Regions from separate parts of the Homo sapiens genome. Here region 1 is linked to region 2. Evidence: chromatin loops called from intact Hi-C (ENCODE). Cell type or tissue: HepG2. All regions are shown on one strand. Each heading gives the region's core, and the rest is flanking DNA. Links, peaks and the distances in the headings are about the cores only. Region 1 overlaps TENM1 (teneurin transmembrane protein 1). Region 2 overlaps TENM1 (teneurin transmembrane protein 1).

The links. Hi-C counts contacts between places; a loop is a spot of excess contacts. Peaks named below come from ENCODE experiments on the same cell type or tissue, not always from the same donor. Only the 100,000 strongest peaks of a DNase experiment are listed, where the experiment ranks them.
Region 1: it touches region 2 in a loop (6-fold over the local background); 3 of 110 quality-filtered maps call a loop at or near these places.

The regions. Positions count from the first base shown.
Region 1 is chrX:124,402,366-124,412,219 of GRCh38, reverse strand. It overlaps TENM1 (teneurin transmembrane protein 1), which reads left to right. Exons shown (of 35, transcript NM_001163278.2): 29 at 5,731-5,903; 30 at 6,954-7,189. Among named protein-coding and RNA genes, the nearest start is that of SH2D1A, 61 kb to the right of the region's middle. RefSeq lists an enhancer at 5,007-6,206. In HepG2, for the core only: a CTCF peak has its summit at 5,350 (motif pointing left); a DNase peak (open chromatin) is centred at 5,379.
Region 2 is chrX:124,714,980-124,724,833 of GRCh38, reverse strand. All of the region lies in intron 7 of TENM1 (teneurin transmembrane protein 1), which reads left to right. Among named protein-coding and RNA genes, the nearest start is that of SH2D1A, 370 kb to the right of the region's middle. In HepG2, for the core only: no CTCF peak of the experiment used is centred there; a DNase peak (open chromatin) is centred at 5,583.

The sequences.
Region 1 (9,854 bases), core at 3,317-8,316, 310 kb after region 2:
TATGACAGTGCTGAGGAAAAGGGTGAGTGTACTCATTACTTAACTGTCTGGTACCCTCTGAGACCATCACAGTGGAACTCTGTAAAATCAGGACAGCAAGGGACAATTTGATAACAAATCTCCTCTTACCAAATCCACTTCTGATGGCTATGAAGGCAACTGTCATTTCCTGATGGCACAATTCAGCAGCTATAATTTGCAGCCTGGTTAGGTGAGTGCTGTGCCCTGCATGCAAAGAGGGTGGGTTTGCTCCCATGCTGTGGCCTGAAGGGATTCGTTGGAGCATATCGGCTTGTATCTCTGCACCAAAGGATGGAGGCACCGAAGGGAAACACACAGCAGAAGAGATTTTGATTAAACTTGTTTCTTCGACACTCAGTCTGGAAAGATGCATTCCCCTGTGATGACAGAAAAAACTCAAGTAAGCTATAAGAAATCAAAATCTCGCTCTATTTCTTATCCACTTTGAGCAATCTTTCCAAAGTTGTAGGAATTACCCGCTGATGTGTACATCTGCCTGTTGTTCTTCCTTTGGAAATGACCCAACAGAAGAGAGGTGGGATCTGTATGTTTTGATCCAGGGCCATATTGAGCATCAGAGACACCACCCTGCAGATACCATTAAATGTGATTGCTTTAACTGTGAACTAGCAGAATTGGGGTATGTGAGTGTGTTGGAGTTGGGGTGCTTTGTTTATCATGGAGTTACAGTCAAATGTACACTTTCATTGGCCTCTCTGGCCACAGAAAGGAAATGAGGCAATATAACTTTCCAGCTACCCAACAACTGGACAGACCCATGGGAAATATCTTATTCCCAACACCATTGCCTCCTTCACCAGAAAACACACACACACGTGCGTGCACACACACACACACACATACACACACACAAACACACACATATACACCAAGCAGTCTCCCAGCTAAATCTATCTGGGTAATTACAGTCTTATCTAGGAATCTTTAGCTTGCCTCTCTGAATATACCACCGTCAATATGGGGAGGAGGGATGGGTACAAAATATGTAGGAATATGCCTGTGCTCTTGGAAATAAGCTTTGAAATGTTTATCAGACAAAGACCACCAATAACTTAGCTGAAAAGGTGTTTGGGTGGGTGGACTAGGAAACCAGATTTAGCCACAGGTCACTGCAAAGGTTCATTGGGAATTTTGACCCTTGTACCCCTATGCATGGATGGCCCAGTTGGTATCTGATCTTGTCATCTTGCTCTGATGAGTGGATATAACCACTGCTCATATCTTTACATGAGATCTTCCCTTAAAACAAGGGGCTGTGTGACTGAAGGAAACTGCCCCCAAGCTGGAAAGTCCATGTGGAACCTGCATCCACAGCATCTAAGTTCAGCTTTCCTGGAGGAATGATAGAGTGAGCTTGTCAAGGGTTGAGGAATCCCTTTAGAAATCAGGAAAGGCCAGTGATGATGAACATTTTTTCATGTGTCTTTTGGCTGCATAAATGTCTTCTTTTGAGAAGTGTCTGTTCATATCCTTTGCCCACTTGTTGATAGGGTTGTTTTTTTCTTGTAAATTTGTTGGGGTTCGTTGTAGATTCTGGATATTAGCCCTTTGTCAGATGAGTAGATTGCAAAAATTTTCTCCCGTTCTGTAGGTTGCCTGTTCACTCTGATGGTAGTTTCTTTTGCTGTGCAGAAGCTCTTGAGTTTAATTAGATTCCATTTCTCAATTTTGGCTTTCGTTGCCATTGCTTTTGGTGTTTTAGACATGAAGTCCTTGCTCATGCCTATGTCCTGAATGGTAATGCCTAGGTTTTCTTCTAGGGTTTTTTATGGTTTTAGGTCTAACATTTAAGTCTTTAATCCATCTTGAATTAGTTTTTGTGTAAGATGTAAGGAAGGGATCCAGTTTCAGCTTTCTACATATGGCTGGCCAGTTTTCCCATCACCATTTATTAAATAGGGAATCCTTTCCCCATTTCTTGTTTTTGTCAGGTTTGTCAAAGATCAGATAGTTGTAGATATGCAGCATTATTTCTGAGGGCTCTGTTCTGTTCCATTGGTCAATATCTCTGTTTTGGTACCAGTACCATGCTGTTTTGGTTACTGTAGCCTTGTAGTATAGTTTGAAGTCAGGTAGCATGATGCCTCCAGCTTTGTTCTTTTGGCTTAGGATTGACTTGGCGATGTGGGCTCTTTTTTGGTTCCACATGAACTTTAAAGTAGTTTTTTCCAATTCTGTGAAGAAAGTCATTGGTAGCTTGATGGGGATGGCATTGAATCTATAAATTACCTTGGGCAGTATGGCCATTTTCACGATATTGATTCTTCCTACCCATGAGCGTGGAATGTTCTTCCATTTGTTTGTATCCTCTTTTATTTCATTGAGCAGTGGTTTGTAGTTCTCCTTGAAGAGTTCCTTCACGTCCCTTGTAAGTTGGATTCCTAGGTATTTTATTCTCTTTGAAGCAATTGTGAATGGGAGTTCACTCATGATTTGGCTCTCTGTTTGTCTGTTATTGGTGTATAAGAATGCTTGTGATTTTTGCACATTGATTTTGTATCCTGAGACTTTGCTGAAGTTGCTTATCAGCTTAAGGAGATTTTGGGCTGAGACAATGGGGTTTTCTAGATATACAATCATCTGCAAACAGGGACAATTTGACTTCCTCTTTTTCTAATTGAATACCCTTTATTTCCTTCTCCTGCCTGATTGCCCTGGCCAGAACTTCCAACACTATGTTGAATAGGAGTGGTGAGAGAGGGCATCCCTGTCTTGTGCCAGTTTTCAAAGGGAATGCTTCCAGTTTTTGCCCATTCAGTATGATATTGGCTGTGGGTTTGTCATAGATAGCTCTTATTATTTTGAGATACGTCCCATCAATACCTAATTTATTGAGAGTTTTTAGCATGAAGGGTTGTTGAATTTGGAGAAATAGGAACACTTTTACACTGGTGGTGGGACTGTAAACTAGTTCAACCATTGTGGAAGTCAGTGTGGCAATTCCTCAGGGATCTAGAACTAGAAATACCATTTGACCCAGCCATCCCATTACTGGGTATATACCCGAAGGAATATAAATCATGCTGCTATAAAGACACATGCACACGTATGTTTATTGCGGCACTATTCACAATAGCAAAGACTTGGAACCAACCCAAATGTCCAATAATGATAGACTGGATTAAGAAAATATGGCACATATACACCATGGAATACTATGCAGCCATAAAAAACGATGAGTTCATGTCCTTTGTAGGGACATGGATGAAGCTGTAAACCACCATTCTCAGCAAACTATCACAAGGACAAAAAACCAAACACTGCATGTTCTCACTCATAGGTGGGAATTGAACAATGAGAACACATGGACACAGGAAGGGGAACATCACACTCTGGGGCCTGTTGTGGGGTGGGGGGAGGGGGGAGGGATAGCATTAGGAGATACACCTAATGTTAAATGACGAGTTAACGGGTGCAGCACACCAACATGGCACATGTATACATATGTAACTAACCTGCACATTGTGCACATGTACCCTAAAATTTAAAGTATAATAATAAAAAAAAAGTTTTACTATTGTAAAAAAGAAAGAAAGAAAGAAAGAAATCAGGAAAGGGAAACCAATGAGGCAAAGTTGCTGGTGCCTCATGTGGAACAGAGAGGAAGTGCCTGCATAATCCAGGTTGTTGGGGCCACAGTTCCCCTGATAAGAAAGGCATGCAGCAGCTTCCTTCGGTCTACTGCCTGCAAACTCCTGCCTCCTCTACCTTGGGAGAATAATGGCTGGACAGTGGGCCGGGCGTGGTGGCTCACGCCTGTAATACCAGCACTTTGGGAGGCTGAGGCAGGGGGAATCACATGAGGCCAGGAGTTGGATACCAGTCTGGCCAACATGGCGAAAACACATCTCTACTAAAAATACAAAAATTAGCCAGATGTAGTGGTACTCGTTTGTAATCCCAGCTACTCAGGGAGGCTAGGACACGAGAATTGCTTGAACCCGGGAGGTGGAGGTTGCAGTGAGCCGAGATCACACCACTGCACTCCAGCCTGGGTGACAGAGCAAGACTGTCTCAAAAAAATTAATTAATTTTTTTTAAAAAAGGCTGGATATTATTGTTTTTCTCCCCTGGATGGAAGACCAAACAGACAAGGTTGGGGCTAAAGTGGGTATTCGAGCCTTCCTATGCTCCGTTCTTCTGCTTCTTGTAGCTATAGAGCCCCACAGCAGGCAGAACGTGGGCAGTCTTTGCAGAGGGAAGGATTTTGCCATTAACCCCAGGAAGAAACAGCACTCTTCAGTCTTTCTTTGATAACGCGTCCTTAGCTGCATAATAGCACTGTGCCAACCATTTCGACTGAAATCCATTTAAACAAAGGAGACACCCAATTTAACATCTAAGGCTAGGCATATCTGTGATGTCAATAACCTATTTGATTCATTCTATTCACATATGTGACTGTTTTAACTGATAATATATATGTGTGTGTGCACACACGCACGTGTATATGCAGAACTGAACTTTAGGTGGCATTATGTATAGGCTCAAGTTCAAGTCTGTCCTATAAAGTACAGTCCAACTGCTTTTCCCAAGCCTTCCAAAGGCTGGTATAGTTATTAAAATTTGAGCAACTACCCAGGCTGAGTTTTTTAGAATATAATGGATTGATACTGAATTACTATGCCACTTTGTGTAATCGTTGGGGGAGGGAGTAGTACAGCCAGTCTCTACCATTGTGTCCAGGCTGAATCCTGCTCATTTTGGGTAAAAAGAATATAATTGTTTAACATTTTAAAAGGCAAATAAAAGTGCTTAAATATTTTGTAATTTGCAACTTGAAAAGAAAACAGTAATGGGTTTCCAAGTACATGTGTTTACTTTTAATGAAGTGTTTATTTTTCATGGTTCTATTGGCAATAAAAGAACAGCTCCACATCAAAAGCCTTCAGGGAAGCAGTTTTCATTTGGAGGACAGTGAGATTGCCAATAATTCTGATTTTTTTTTTTTTTTTTTTGGAAAAAGTAAACTCCCTAGACTATATTTCTAGATATAGCTTATAGCCTATTATCCCAGGTAATTATTTTTTGTCTCTTACTCATATAGACAAATTACAAAACCTTATGTACTATACCCTAAAAAGATTTTTAAAATTTAAGTGACATCAAGATCAGAGGGCTCCAGAATGTTTTAATGAACATGTTTCCATTATCCTCTGTGCCTGTTCATTTTGTTGGAAGAATGATTCATTCATTTCAAATTTGGCAACTTAAACAGCAGCAAATTATAATTTTCCCATCATAACCCAAAGTCAGTATATTGGCTTCTCAGCCTTTGAGGGCCCTTTTGTACCTTCTTTTGCTTTGACAACAGCACCCTCTGCTGGGTTTTGTAATCCATCACCTCTAATGGGATCGACCCAAATCGCAAACGGAGGCCTCCCTGCAACGTTGCACACAGCAGGACATGATTCATAAATCAGTGTTCCACCCTGGTGATTCATTACCAGATATATTTTTTCTGTAAAACAGCACAGCTCAAGGAAGTTATCAAGAATTCAGAAGCTGCAAAAAATACCTTCGTTTGATTAATCATCTCTCTGACCTTTTTCTTCTTCTTGAACAAGGTTAATAATACTTGTTATCACTCAAAGTTAAACTGTATTAGCTGCCAAGTGATTTTTATTTTGCAAAGTCCTGTTATCACTGCCGAGACGCTTCAAAGCTGGGATTGGTTACATTCCTCAGGTATGACCCCGAGGGACACCTGACCAATGCAACGTTTCCCACTGGAGAGGTCAGCAGCTTCCACAGTGACCTGGAGAAGCTGACAAAAGTGGAGCTAGATACTTCCAACCGTGAAAATGTCCTCATGTCAACCAACTTGACGGCAACTAGTACCATATATATTTTAAAACAAGGTAAGATTGTTTCCAACGATATCTGACTGTAACAGCCCCTATGTCAACATCCACCTTGAAACCTGCGTACACCATTCATAAACAGAATTCACCTCTAGCTGAGAAGATGTACTCTTCCTGTTTTCCAGCTATGGAAGTTGAAACACAGACAAAATTCACACCTTTTACAAGTTCTCACATCAACTTTGGGCCCATCTCTGTGGGAGTCATGAGGTTCAATCCCTGCCAAGTCTGCTCTGCTATCAACTTATTTCCCAATACCCAGCTGTTTGCAAAGGTCTTTCAGGGTCTGGCTAGGTTATATTAAATAAATGGAGCCTGGGCTCCAGCTGAGCTTGGCATTCTAGATCAATGCCAACATGGGTGAAGAAAAAGGAAAATCTTAGGATACAGACCAAGCAAGAATATAAGTGAAATGAGAGAATTAAAAACTCATTATATTTGAAGACAGAAAAGTAAGGAAGAACAGAAGAAGAAAGGAAGGAAGGGAGATAGGATTTGGAATGTCTTAGAAGCTAGAGGACAAGTGCACAAAGAGAAATTGCTTTCTCTCTGCCCTGTCATTAAGACCTCATTCTGTTGTTAGGTGGTGACACCAGACACTCTAAGAGTACACTAACTTTTGTTAGTGGTATTTTGTGGAGTACGGCAACTGTGATGGTGGGCCCAGGTGGTAAGGTGCTACGTTGAACTTCACACTCTTCTCATTCTAGCTCCCAGCATATCAAACTGAGGAGGCTGATCCAACAAGTCAGTGAGGGAGGGAATTCTTTAAAAATGAAAAAAGAAAAAAACAAAAACAGCCTGCAGTGTTAGACAAGAGTCTTTTATCCAAGAAACAGATACTCCAGCTGTGAAAATAACAAGACCCAAATGGATAGGGAACACGTTTGCCTGTCAGAGCGGTAGTCTAGCCCAGAAGGCAGATAGGACCACAGCACCCCACCTGCTTATCCCCCAAACGTGCCTCCTAAAACTAAACCTGTCTCTTTTCTGCTTCCTGCTCTTCCCTTCCTTCCCCCTCTTCCTCCTTTGCTCTTCTGTCTACAGAAAATACTCAAAGTACCTATCGGGTGAATCCAGATGGTTCCCTGCGTGTCACTTTTGCCAGCGGGATGGAGATCGGCCTCAGCTCAGAGCCCCACATCCTGGCAGGGGCAGTCAACCCTACCCTGGGCAAATGCAACATCTCATTGCCCGGAGAGCACAATGCAAACCTCATCGAGTGGCGGCAGAGGAAGGAGCAAAACAAAGGCAATGTTTCGGCTTTTGAAAGGAGGCTGAGGGTAAGGCTTGACTTTACACAAGATATAGAACTTTTATAGGTGTTTTGTTTGTTTGTTTGTTTGTTTGTTTGTTTGTTTAACTGCAGAGCCTCCCTAAACTGAAGTCCCATTTCTCCAAAGCTTTTCTAAGTGACTGACTGGCTTATATGATATACTAATTCAAAAGAGGATGCTAATGGCCGATAATGGTTCAGTATCCTTAAATGAGCATTCTAATAGGAGCTTTCTTTGTCATTAGCCAGCTAAAGTGCTCTAATAGTAGCAATTTCACCAAGAAAGTCTGGCTGGAGAAATGTGTTTAGTCAAAGGAGGCCCTCCAGCACCCCTCCCAGCATGCCCTGGAGATGTCTATCAGGTTCACTGAGTTGACCGAGGTCCCTGCTTTCCAGGTAGCTCTTTGGAAAGACCTCGCAGGTACACACAAAAGGATGTGAGACAAAAGGCAACATTTGGGCAAAGACAAGAGGAAAAATCAGTGAATTATAGCATTGCCATGAATACATATCCAGGGCCAGAGGGATAAAGGACTGGTACTGAGATTGGGCTGAGGTACTCAGAGCTGCCTGGAGGAAGTTATAGATTAGGGAGTTTTAAAGTCCTTACCAAGCACAGTTCACCAGAGTTAACCAGGAGACCTCGGTCAGCTTTTCTGCAGCACACAAAGCCTACAATCGCCATAGCACTCTGTCTACCTGCCTCCTCTTGAACGTTAACCAGTGTTAGGATGATGTGGCCAGCTTTCTACATGTAGTAACATTCAATATCAGCCCTAGAGCAACTGCCAGCCTGCGGGAAATAATCACTCACTATTGAGGCCAGATCTGCTTTGAGCACCTGTGTCACGCCTGATATACCGGGAAGGTTTCTGTTATATATAAAGTTTCGGTGCCGCAAAAGGAATAGCACTCGAATATAAAATTTTCTTTTTAATTATCAGTAAGGCAAGTTACTTCTATAGAAGGGTGCGCCCTTACAGATGGAGCAATGGTGAGTGCACACTTGGACAAGGGAGGGGAAGGGGCTCTTATCCCTGACGCACGTGTTGCTGTGTCGTTCCCCTATTGGCTAGGGTTAGACCGCACAGACTAAACTAATTCCGATTGGCTAATTTAAAGAGAATGACGGGGTGAGTGTTTTGGCGGGAGTCAGGGCAGAGCAGGTAGCAGGTAATCTGAATGAGTTAGGGTAGAGCAGGTGATCCGAATGATTTAGGGTGGAGCAGGTAATCGGAATGAGTCAGGGTGGAGTAGGTAATTGAAAAAGGTTGCTTTACGAGGAAGTTAAGTTTAAAAGTAGAAGGCAAAGAATTGAACATACTGACATATTAATTATTTGAAAAGAAATGTAGAACTCATATCAAAAATTTGGTAACCTTAAGGTTGTGGAAGTGCAACCCCCAAACAACCACCCAATTCCAGAGAGAGGCAGTCAAACCGGTCATATGGCTTGATATGAACAAAATAATCTACAGCAGTGCTCACTTTTCTTTTTTTTTTCTTTTTTTTTTTTTGAGACAAGAGTCTTGCTCTGTCGCCCAGGCTGGAGTGCAGTGGTGCGATCTCGGCTCACTGCAAGCTCTGCCTCCCGGGTTCACGCCATTCTCCTGCCTCAGCCTCCCAAGTAGCTGGGACTACAGGTGCCCGCCACCACACCCGGCTACTTTTTTGTATTTTTAGTAGAGACGGGATTTCACCGTGTTCGCCAGGATGGTCTTGATCTCCTGACCTCGTGATCCACCTGCCTCGGCCTCCCAAAGTGCTGGGATTACAGGCATGAGCCACCGTGCCCGGCCAGTGCTCACTTTTCAATCAGTTCTCTTGGTGACACACAGCCACAGACTTTAGTGGGTGGTTTTTTTGTTGTTGTTTGGTTTTGTTTGGGTTTTTTTTTTATAAAGCTACTGAAATTTGTATGTGCACAAGTCAATTTTTATGTTTCGATTCTATTGACAAGTTTCTGACAGAATATTTACCAGATATGCCACTGAATGGAGAAGTGAAACCAATCCAAATATCAAACCAATGTGTGGGTAGCAGTAAAGATTTCTATCGGAATTCTTTGAGAAATAGGACCTCCTGGGTAGAACCCTGGATGGGGAAGTTAGAGAACCTGGCCTTGATACCCTATTTTACAAACGCTTTAAGAAATGCCTTGATTTTTTTTTTTCACCTGTAAAATAAAAGTGTACTACTAGAGAAAGTAAGAATTATCTACATATGGCTTATCGACCTCATGGACTCATCACAGAAAAATTGTATTGAAGACATGATTTCTTAGTACCTCTCCCAGCATATAGCCTCAAAAAAACTTTCTGAACCAAATCATATACTATGTGACTTTGGGATTTTTCATTCTTTAGGATAACTCATCCTATATTATGTGACCTTGGAAGTTTCCATTTTCTAGAACAACCCATCCTGTTTTCTGTCCTCCATATGCACAGATAATGGAGAGAAACTATAAACTGTAATTTACACCCCATATCCCAAATTGTTCTTAGTGCTGAGAAGCTAATTGTCATAAAACATTTGGGAGCTCATTAGTGTTAAGAAGTAAAGTGTTTAGTTAGTACTAATTATAATGTGACCCATTTCCGATCCTGTGGCAGAGTTGAGCAGATTTGCGGACTGGACTATAAGGGCAACAAATTCAAGGCCCTCTTCTC
Region 2 (9,854 bases), core at 2,719-7,718:
ATATTGGGGATTCGATTTCAACATATGATTTCTTTTTTGAGACAGGATCTTGCCCTGCCACCCGGGCTGGAGTGCAGTGGCACAATCATGACCCACTGCATCCTCAACCTCCCGGGCTCAAGGGATCCTCCCACCTCAGCCTGTGGAGTAGCTGGGACCACAGGTGCATGCCACCATGCTCAGCTAATGTTTGTATTTTCTGTAGATATGGGGTTTTGCCATGTTTCTCAGGCTAGTCTGGAACTCCTGAACTCAAGCAATCTGCTTGTCTTGGCCTCCCAAAGTGCTGGGATTACAGGCGTGAGCCACCACACATGGCCAACATATGAATTTTGAAGGGACACAAACATTCAGACTATAGCAACCTCCCCACTTCAACTTTCATGTAGAAACCCCTTATCTATGATCTCATAACACTCTGCCAATATGTTTATCACAACGCCTTATTTCATTGTATATTTGCCCTCAAAAACTTCTATTTACTTGTCTTTGTTCCTCACTGAAACTTAAGTAAAGTGCTATGCCTTTTCTTATGTTGATCCCTCAGTGCTTGGCTCATATCGTTCAACAAAATGCATGGACAGAGTAAGTGAGCAGAGAACTACAGATAGAGTAGATTTCTGAAATCAGGAACAGAAGTTAATGGAAGCAGACAGTGCATATTATTTTGGAAATATTGGAACACCTACGTGAGCCATCTAGTTTGAAATGTTCAGTATCAAAAAAAGTTGAAAATATGGATCTGAGTCCAAGGAAAGGAATAAATAGAGAAAAAATATTCTCCTACTACTTGCTTACTATGTGCCAAGTATTTTTCCAAGTAACTGTCACATTTATTTTAACTTAGTGTTATTAAAACTAAGGCTTAAAAATGTTGAACAACATGCCACAGGGTCATCAGTTACGTGTAGTGGAGTCAGTTAAAACCCAGCTTCGGCCGGGCATGGTTGCTCATGCCTATAATCCCAGCACTTTGGGAGGCTGAGGCGGGCGGATCACAAGGTCAAGAGATCAAGACCATCCTGGCCAATATGGTGAAACCCCGTCTCTACTAAAAATACAAAAATTAGCTAGGCGTGGTGGCACACGCCTGTATTCCCAGCTACTCCGGAGGCTGAGGCTGGAGAATCGCTGGAACCCGGGAGGCGGAAGTTGCAGTGAGCTGAGATCATGCTGCTGCACTCCAGCCTAATGACAGAGTGAGACTCCGTCAAAAAAAAAAAAAAAAAACAAAAAAAAAAACCCACCAGATATGTCTGCTTCCAGAGCTCATGATGGACGTAGATAATTAAGACTTTCATAGGTAAATGTAATAATAGTAAGTATTGAAAAACCTAGATGGAGTTTTATGCAAGACTAAAAGAAAGCCAAAAACCAAACCATGGCAACACTTATGTATTAGGAGTTCATAGAGGAGAAAGGCCAGCGTAGGTGACTGAAAAGTAATCACGGAAGAGAACAAACAGAAGGAAATTTCCAGGAGGTGGTGATCATGATTTTCAAATATCACAGAGGAATCAAATAAACTATGGATGAGAAGAGACCATTGACTCTATCAATTATAAATTTTAAGCAGCCAATTTCTGTACAGTAGTGAGATTGAAGCCACATACCACGTTGGATTTGAAGAATTGGTAAGAGCTAAGAAAATGGAAACAAAAGGTAAAGTAGGGTTTTGAAATGGGGCAGTAGATTGAGAGCAGACTGAATCAGGGCAAAACTTTCATGTGAATTGGAAGGCAAAATACAAGGGAAACTACATTAGTGAGGAGGTATACACTAGACATCAGGATAGTGCTGTGAGTGACAAGAAGAAACAGACCCAGTCAGAGATCAAGTTGCCTTAATGATAAAGTATATAGAAATATGCAGTGATAATCACATAATTCAGAAGAAAACAACATGATCCCATACAACAGTACAGGCTTCCCAGGTTGCCAAGTCCCAACAAGGACATAGAGCTTCGGAATTTTTTTTTTTTTTTTTTTTTTTTTGAGACGGAGTCTCTCTCTGTCGCCCAGGCTGGAGTGCAGTGGCATGATCTCGGCTCACTGCAAGCTCCGCCTCCCGGGTTCAAGCCATTCTCCTACCTCAGCCTCCCAAGTAGCTGGGACTACAGGCACCTGCCACCACACCTGGCTAATTTTTTGTATTTTTAGTAGGGACAGGGTTTCACCATGTTAGCCAGGATGGTCTCGATCTCCTGACCTCGTGATCCGCCCGCTTCGGCCTTCCAAAGTGCTGGGATTACAGGCGTGAGCCACCACGCCTGGCCGAGCTGGGGATTTATTAATCCTCACCTTTGGGAGGAGGATTAAAATAAAATAAAAAGTTTGCCTTTGGTATTCTCACAGTAGAGGTGATATTACATCTTCCCACTCTTATCTAAAGTTGGTTCTCAAATATACATCATATTTCCGAGGGCAAGCACCTATCACTGGCCAAGACACAATTAGAACTCGAACTTTTTATCTCTATCTGGCATACAAAAAACACTAGGCGGTCCCTTGTTACTGAAGAAGATACTTAATAGTGACATATGTATGCACAGAGCTTGCATTGACAGCATAGATGCTAACATGACTATTTCCAATTCAAACTATCAAAATATCAAGTACAACATGATATTAGCTTCATAAGTAAATTGAATTTCTTCTGGCATAAAATAGTCACAATCTGATATTTTTCTCACCTTTCAACTAAAATCATTGTTTTTATCTATGACAGTCTAATCTTTCAAATTTTGTCATTTACCATAGTGAATAGTATCATTAACTTAGGTAATTTTATGGTAATGTGGGTAGTTGTGTTTTAGTAGATACACTTGTAGCTAAATACTTTTTCTTGTCTGTCAAAATCAAAAGGCTTAGCTATTTGATAATGTACTGTATATGTATGCATGTATGTTTGTGTGCGTGCATATAGGCATGTGTACATATATAAGTATGCACGCATAATTTGCTATTGTCCAAAGTATTTTCACTAGTTATCTCATTTCAAACTGTAAACCCTGGAAAGTAGACATAATAGAAACTATGCCCAATTTAATGGTAAAATAACTGAGTCTTGGGAAATTTTAATAACACATTCATGTGGAGCATGTGTTATTAAATTATTAAAATTTCTTGGAGCAAGATTTGGTGTTGGAATGTAAGTCCTGTGCAAACAATCCAATGCTCTTTGCACTATAACAATTTGTCTCTGGTATATAAAGAACTCCACGCCATCTCTTTTTGTCTTTCAGTGAATATTTATGGTTCGGTTAAGTTTCCCTGCCTGGAGATATAATCTAGTTTTTATTCTATTTATATTAAAATCTTAAATGCCCAGGAAACTGGGGCATTCTGGTTAATTGGATTTGGTGGTTAGCTTAAGGTTAAATAGAACTTTTTACAAATTGCCATCCTTGTTGAAAATCATTCTTAAATATGAATCTACTTTCCATGTTAATCCAAATGATCATAATTTAATCTTTTATAATTGAAAATCTTATAGTACATCAGGGTTGCCATTTAAGCTTGAGTTGTTATTGTAAAGTGTTCTAGGTATAAAGGGATGTTGTAGAGTGGACAAAATGTCTAGTGGTCCCAGGATATCCGTTGCAAATTTTTAATGGCCCCGTGTGAGTTTTTGAAAAAGCACTAGATTTACAGTTAGAAATCTTGAGTCCAAGTCCAATTTCACTATTAAATAGCTATGTAACCTTGATATCCCTTTCTTCTTCTCAACCTCATTTTCCTCAATAGTCAGATGAGGAAATGAAGCTAAACGATATTCGAGGTCCTTTCTGGCTTTACAATCTCTGTCATTCTGTGACTTGCTTCTTGTCTCTTGCTCCTCCACTGAAAGAATCCTGCTTAATTGAGCTTTCCAGTTAGTTGGATTCTAATTAATTGCAAGTTTACTAATTCCAGGTGAGGTCCCCAAACAAGTGAGATAGATTTAAGTTGAGCAGTCATGATTCTTTCTGAATTTCCTATAGGCAAGAAGAACTGAAGAAGACACCACACTTCCCTTTCTGTCAAAGGGTAGTGATGATGGCAGGCAACTATAGTTAAGGAGGCAACATTAGGCCAGTGCAAGACTAGTCTATGAAGTCATTTTTCCTGTTACGCAATAGGTGCTTGATACAATTTTGTTAAATAAATGCATTTTTAAAACAAAACCCTTTGTGAACCCAAAATATCTGAGACACATCTCAGTCAATTTAGGAAGTTTATTTTGCCAAGGTCAAGGATGCGCTGGTGACACAGCCTTAGGAGAACCTGACAACATGTGCCCAAGGTGGTTGGGGTGCAGCTTGCTTTTACACATTTTAGGGAGACTTAATACATCAATCAATACATGTATGATTTACATCATTGGTTTGATCCGGAGGGGTGGGACAACTCAAGGTGGGGAGCTTCCAGGTCATAGGTAGATTTAAACATTTTCTGTCTGGCAATTAGTTGAAAGAATTATTAGTAGAAAACAATGTCTGGGTTACAATAAGGGGTTGTGGAGACTTAGGTTTTATCATGCAGATGATGCCTGCTTTAGAGAAAATAGACTGTATATGTTTCTTATCAGACTTAAGGTCTATGTTGATGTTAACACTGGAGGGATATAACGAGGCATGTTAAACTCCATCTTCCATCATGGCTTGAATTAGATTTTCAGGTTAACTCTGAAATGCCCTTGGCCAAGAGGAGGGGTCCATTCGGATGATTTGGGGCCTTCGAATTTTATTTTTGGTTTGCACCTTTATAGTGACAAGATTCAAGATGCAACACCTTGTATAGAAGTCTACTCTGCCTTGGGTCATACTGTGTGTGAGGCTGCAGTACAGTTTCAATATCTTCCTTCATGTTGTCATTCTCAGTCTATGACATAAATACAGCTTCATATTATGTTTCCTATTGAAAGATAAAAATATAATCTGGTTTAGGTTTAAGTTACAACCAGCCATTTCTATACTGCACCCCGTGAATCCGTGATGATATTTGTTTTCTAAGGATAGGCAATGATGCATAGAAAAAATAAGTCCAGGTTTAATATTATATTTGCCAAGTACAAAAGCATATTTAGAGGTCAGCAGAGTGCATGAAATCCCTATATTCTTGACGTTGACCTTACCTTGTTTATCTCTCTGTGCTGTCCCTGAATAATTAAAGTGAACCAATGTGTTTCTTCTTTGCACTCTCAAATCCACACAGCAGGGAACTAGGGAGAGAACATTTTAGTGGAAGGCAGGCCTGCTTTCCACAAATTCTCCTGTGCTCAAGTGGAATTGTAGTCACTAAGCTTTAGAGCATAGCACAAAGCTGAATTTGACTGTTTCTTAAGTGACCTAACCTAAGAGGAGTTAATGTTGTTTCAATTGCTATGATTATTATATATTCTGCATATTTTAATCAGTTCAGGTTTTGGATTTTTGCCTCATGACAGGTTCATGAGGGGTACAGTTTAAAAAGCAATTTTTTTTTATTGTTACAAAGATTTCCTTGTTTGGTCAGTAAGGGTAAATGTTTGAGGCAATTATCGGTGAGTTGTATATGCTCTCTGGCCCTAGGGTTCAGGGTATTTGTTTGGATAATAGACCAATCCCAAGTGCAAATAGAGCATCAAGGAGGAACAGCTGTGAGCTTGGGGAGGAAGATAAGATCAGGAGTGCCTGGCATGAAAATCTTCCTCTGGGAGTCTTTACAGAGTGACAGATTTTCTCCTGTAGAGATGTAGAATACCTCAAAACTTCACGTTCCAATTGGATGAAGAGTTTAGACAAATGGTTCTCAACTTCACCACTATTGACATTTTGGGCTGAATAATTTCTTGTTACATATGTCTTAAGGAGGTAGACTGTCAGGATGTTTAGCAGCGTATCTGACCTCTACCCACTAGATGCCAGTAGTACCCCTCCCCAAGTTGTGATAACCAAAAATGTCTACTGACATTGCCAAATATTCCCCATGGACCAGTTGGTCCCCTGTTGAGAAACACTTTTTTTGTAGCCAGTTTGAGAAACATTCTTTTCCATCGATGTTTCCCAACTTAGTCCTGGTACTGGTAAGACAAAATCTATTGTTGCTGGATCACTTTTTACTCAAACCACTCTTCAAACTCTTAATTTCTTTTTTCCCTTCCCATCTTTCCCTCCTCCTATTCCTTTCTTCCAAGGCCTTTGTTAGAGGTTTAGACAATTCTCCAGTTTATAGTTTGGGATAGAAACCATTAAACTACATCCATTTAAATCTGAGCCTCTCTGCATTGCTTTACTTTTAATGCAATGGCAACTCGTCATATAATTTTTATCCCCAATTAACTTGTCATATCCTGCATTTCTATGTGAGAGTCTTAAGCAAGAGAAATACATTTTTGACACATTGAATATATACCCTGTTTGTACTATACTTAATTGACTTGTTTTCTGGTAATGCATAAAGATGGAAAAATACAGTGTGTCATTGCTGACTATTTATTTAGATCAAAACTAAACAACCTATAGCAAAGGAGACCAGAGTGACCCCTGAAGCAACTAACGAATGATCTTCTAACCTTGCAAAGACAGCCATATCTATCTGTAAGATTTCTTTTCTTACTCTATTCCTTTCTCTTCTCTTATACTCTTCATTCTCCCTATGTTCACTTTTTGTCCTCTATTTCCTGCCTTACTTTAGACCTGCACTATTTGGGGGCATGTCTTAGCTCTTCTGATATTGTTCTTTGCAAAAAGCTTACAAGGACACAGAAACCTGAAAGAAAAATGGCCCATTTGGAGATGCACATAACATAGGATGGCTAGAAGTATAGAGGGCATTGTAGACAATAGCAGTAGTGAGGCTGACAGGCCTGCAGAGGCCAGGTCATGACGGACCTTATAAAAGTAGTATACCTTCATTTCAAAAATAGAAAGTACATGGATAATCACCAGGAAAAATAACTACAATTTCCATCATCCAAAGATACTTACTATTAAGATTTCCTTTTGTTTTCTTCTAGATCAGATGTCTGTGGAATGGGGATTTGGGGTTGTATTTTGCTTTTGGTTTTGTGTGGGAGGGGACAGCACGTAATTGTGGTTGTACTATATGCATGAACTCTGTTTCTTGCTCAATATGGAAAATTATCTAGTTACTGGGAGCAGAAAACCTGTACAACTAAATTAAACTTTTTAAAGGTTTTTTTTAAGATGCAGAGTAATCTCACAGTGAAAGAAAAGCACAGTAAGTACAGCCAGGCCTAATGAAAGATGAAACTCTCTCCATCATTCTATTTCTTTCTGGGACCAGGTGATGTCTCATCTTTTCTTCTCTCTAGAGATATGCTCCATTCTCAAGCTTCACTCTAGATGGGATTTCTTTGTCTGTTCCCCTATAATGTTGTAACTCCAGCTCTGGCTCAACATGACCTTGCATCTTGGCTTCCCCAGTTGTGTGTCTATGTCTAGATTTCTGAGTGAGAAAGAGAGAATACGATTGCCTCTAAGTTTGGTTATCCAATTCTGGACTATGGCTGCAGGCAGTGGGGAGTGGGCATAGGGGGATCATGGATGTCCTGTCTAGGTCTCTGTGCTGAGAGACAATGATCTACATATCTAATATGCTTATGTGGTTACCAATTCTTTGGATTTTCTGACTGCATAATATTCCATGGAATGAATGTGTTACCAGTAGAAGAGATCTGAGTTACCCTGACCAGCAGCATATCCATATGGGTCCGTAGCAACTTCAGTCCCTGCCTCCTCAGAAGAAAGAATTTAACTGAGGGGCATAAAGCAGAAAAAGAGACTGAGGCAAGTTTCAGAGCAGGAGTGGAAGTTTATTTTAAAAGTCTTCAGGACGGAAAGAAAGGAAAATTTGCTTGGAGGAGACTCAAGGGGGCACCTGAAGGTCCAAGGGAGAAAAGAGAGCAAAAAAAAAGGTGCCTTTAACTTTGATCCTAGGGCTTTATAGGCTCGTCTCTCCCATGATTCTACCCTTAGGGTGGGCTTCCTGCATACTCAGTGCGTTCCTTACCATTTGGAATTGAGCACGCACAGTGTGTTTAGGGAGTTATACACATGCCCATCTGAGGCTTTCTTTCCTTTTCCAGTGGCGTGTACCCGGAAGATCATACTTCGCTATTTTTGTCTCTTGATGTGCATGTCCAGGAAGTTGCTTCTCCTTGGGGCCTACATTCAATTAACATTTTGATGTTAACAGGTGTGGACTATCAGGAAATGGCACCGGCTACCAATTTGTCACTGTTTGAAAGGCAATGCAATAATTGCTGAACCATCAATGGACATTTCTAGTGGGTGATAGGGAGAGCCCTCTCCTGCCCCACTCATGCCTATTTACCTGTAACAATTGTACTAGGCTCCTTCCATATTTGGGTCTGCTTTTTTCTAGCCAGTGGATGAGGAAGGAGATTGGGGATCATGGGTGGAAAGTTTTAGGGGTCAAGCCTTGAAGTGTCAGACATCACTTTTGCTCACACTTTACATTTCATTAGCCAGAACTCAGTCGCAGGACCACACCTAACAAAAATGGTGGTTGGGAAATTGTACTCCATTTGTGTGCCCAGGAAGAGAGGAGAACATGGGTGTTGGTGAGAAGCAGTCTCTGCTTCTGGCTGTTTTATTTTGAGGCTATTTCAAAGGACATTCATGTGTTTTGCCAGCTTGTTCTTTAGAGAAGAAAAATGTTATGCTGGATAGATTAAGGGACTGATTTGAGTGGCATTTCTTATGTTAATTTATGACATTATAAAATATTCTTACCTTTAATGTACATGTATGAATAAGTCTTTCAAAGAAATAAAAGCTGATAAAAGCCAAATGTTGATCAAGATCCTTCAAAAGTTGCATTAGCATAATGATCTAGATTTTCAACCTGAAGTGTTTAGTGAGAAACTCTTAGGCTCTGTCCTTCTTGTACTTCTTTGTAATTAATTTGAAACTTTTTTTTATATAAGATGTCCTTATCGAGGTACATTATAACTCAATAAAAATAAATGATACAGAAAAGTATACCATGTCAACTGGCTCATAAAATAAACCAGGAAAAGACATGTCTGTGGAAAATGAAGTTGAACGGGAGTCTGAGGCAGGAGAAACGCTTGAACCCGGGAGGTGGAGGTTGCAGTGAGCCGAGATCACGCCTTTGCACCGAGCCTGGGCAACAAGAGTGAAAACTGTGTCTCAAAAAGAAAGAAAGAAGAAAGAAAAGAAAAGAAAAGGAAAAGAAAAGAAAAGGAAAAAAAAAGAAAAGAGAAGATGAAAAAAGAGGTAATAAAAGTGTATAATACTCTGCCCACTACCCCCTCCTGTATAAAGAAAAAAATAACCATAATAATCCAAGTAACCACTGAAGATCAATTTTATAAAATCATCAGTTTCTCTGTTGAGTAAAATTGGGAACTGACTTTCAGCAAAGGGAAATGTAATTGAGTTTCTTTACAAAATGAAGAGTTTTTTTTTTTTTTAAGTCCTAGGAAATTTAGAGTCTGATTTACTTTTAAATGTATAGTCACAAGTATTTCCTGCGTCACCTGTTTGTTCCTATTTTGATTAGTCTCTGTTAGGGAATGAACTACTGAAAACTATAGGGTGGCATTCCATTATTCCTCCATAGGGAAAATGTATAAAATTGTAAGAGGATTGATAAGCTCACCTACCAATAGCTTTCCACATTATTTTGTAGTTTGAAAGGATTATAGCTTCCACACCATTATCTCAAAACCTAAATTAGCATTAAATATAAAGAGAATGAAAATATGATAAGCTTACTTATCTAAGTAAATAATTTTTATACGTTGGCCTGAGCCTTTTAATACAGGAACATTTGCATTAATAGAAAATATTAATTTGGTATTTACTCTTCAACTGATATAGA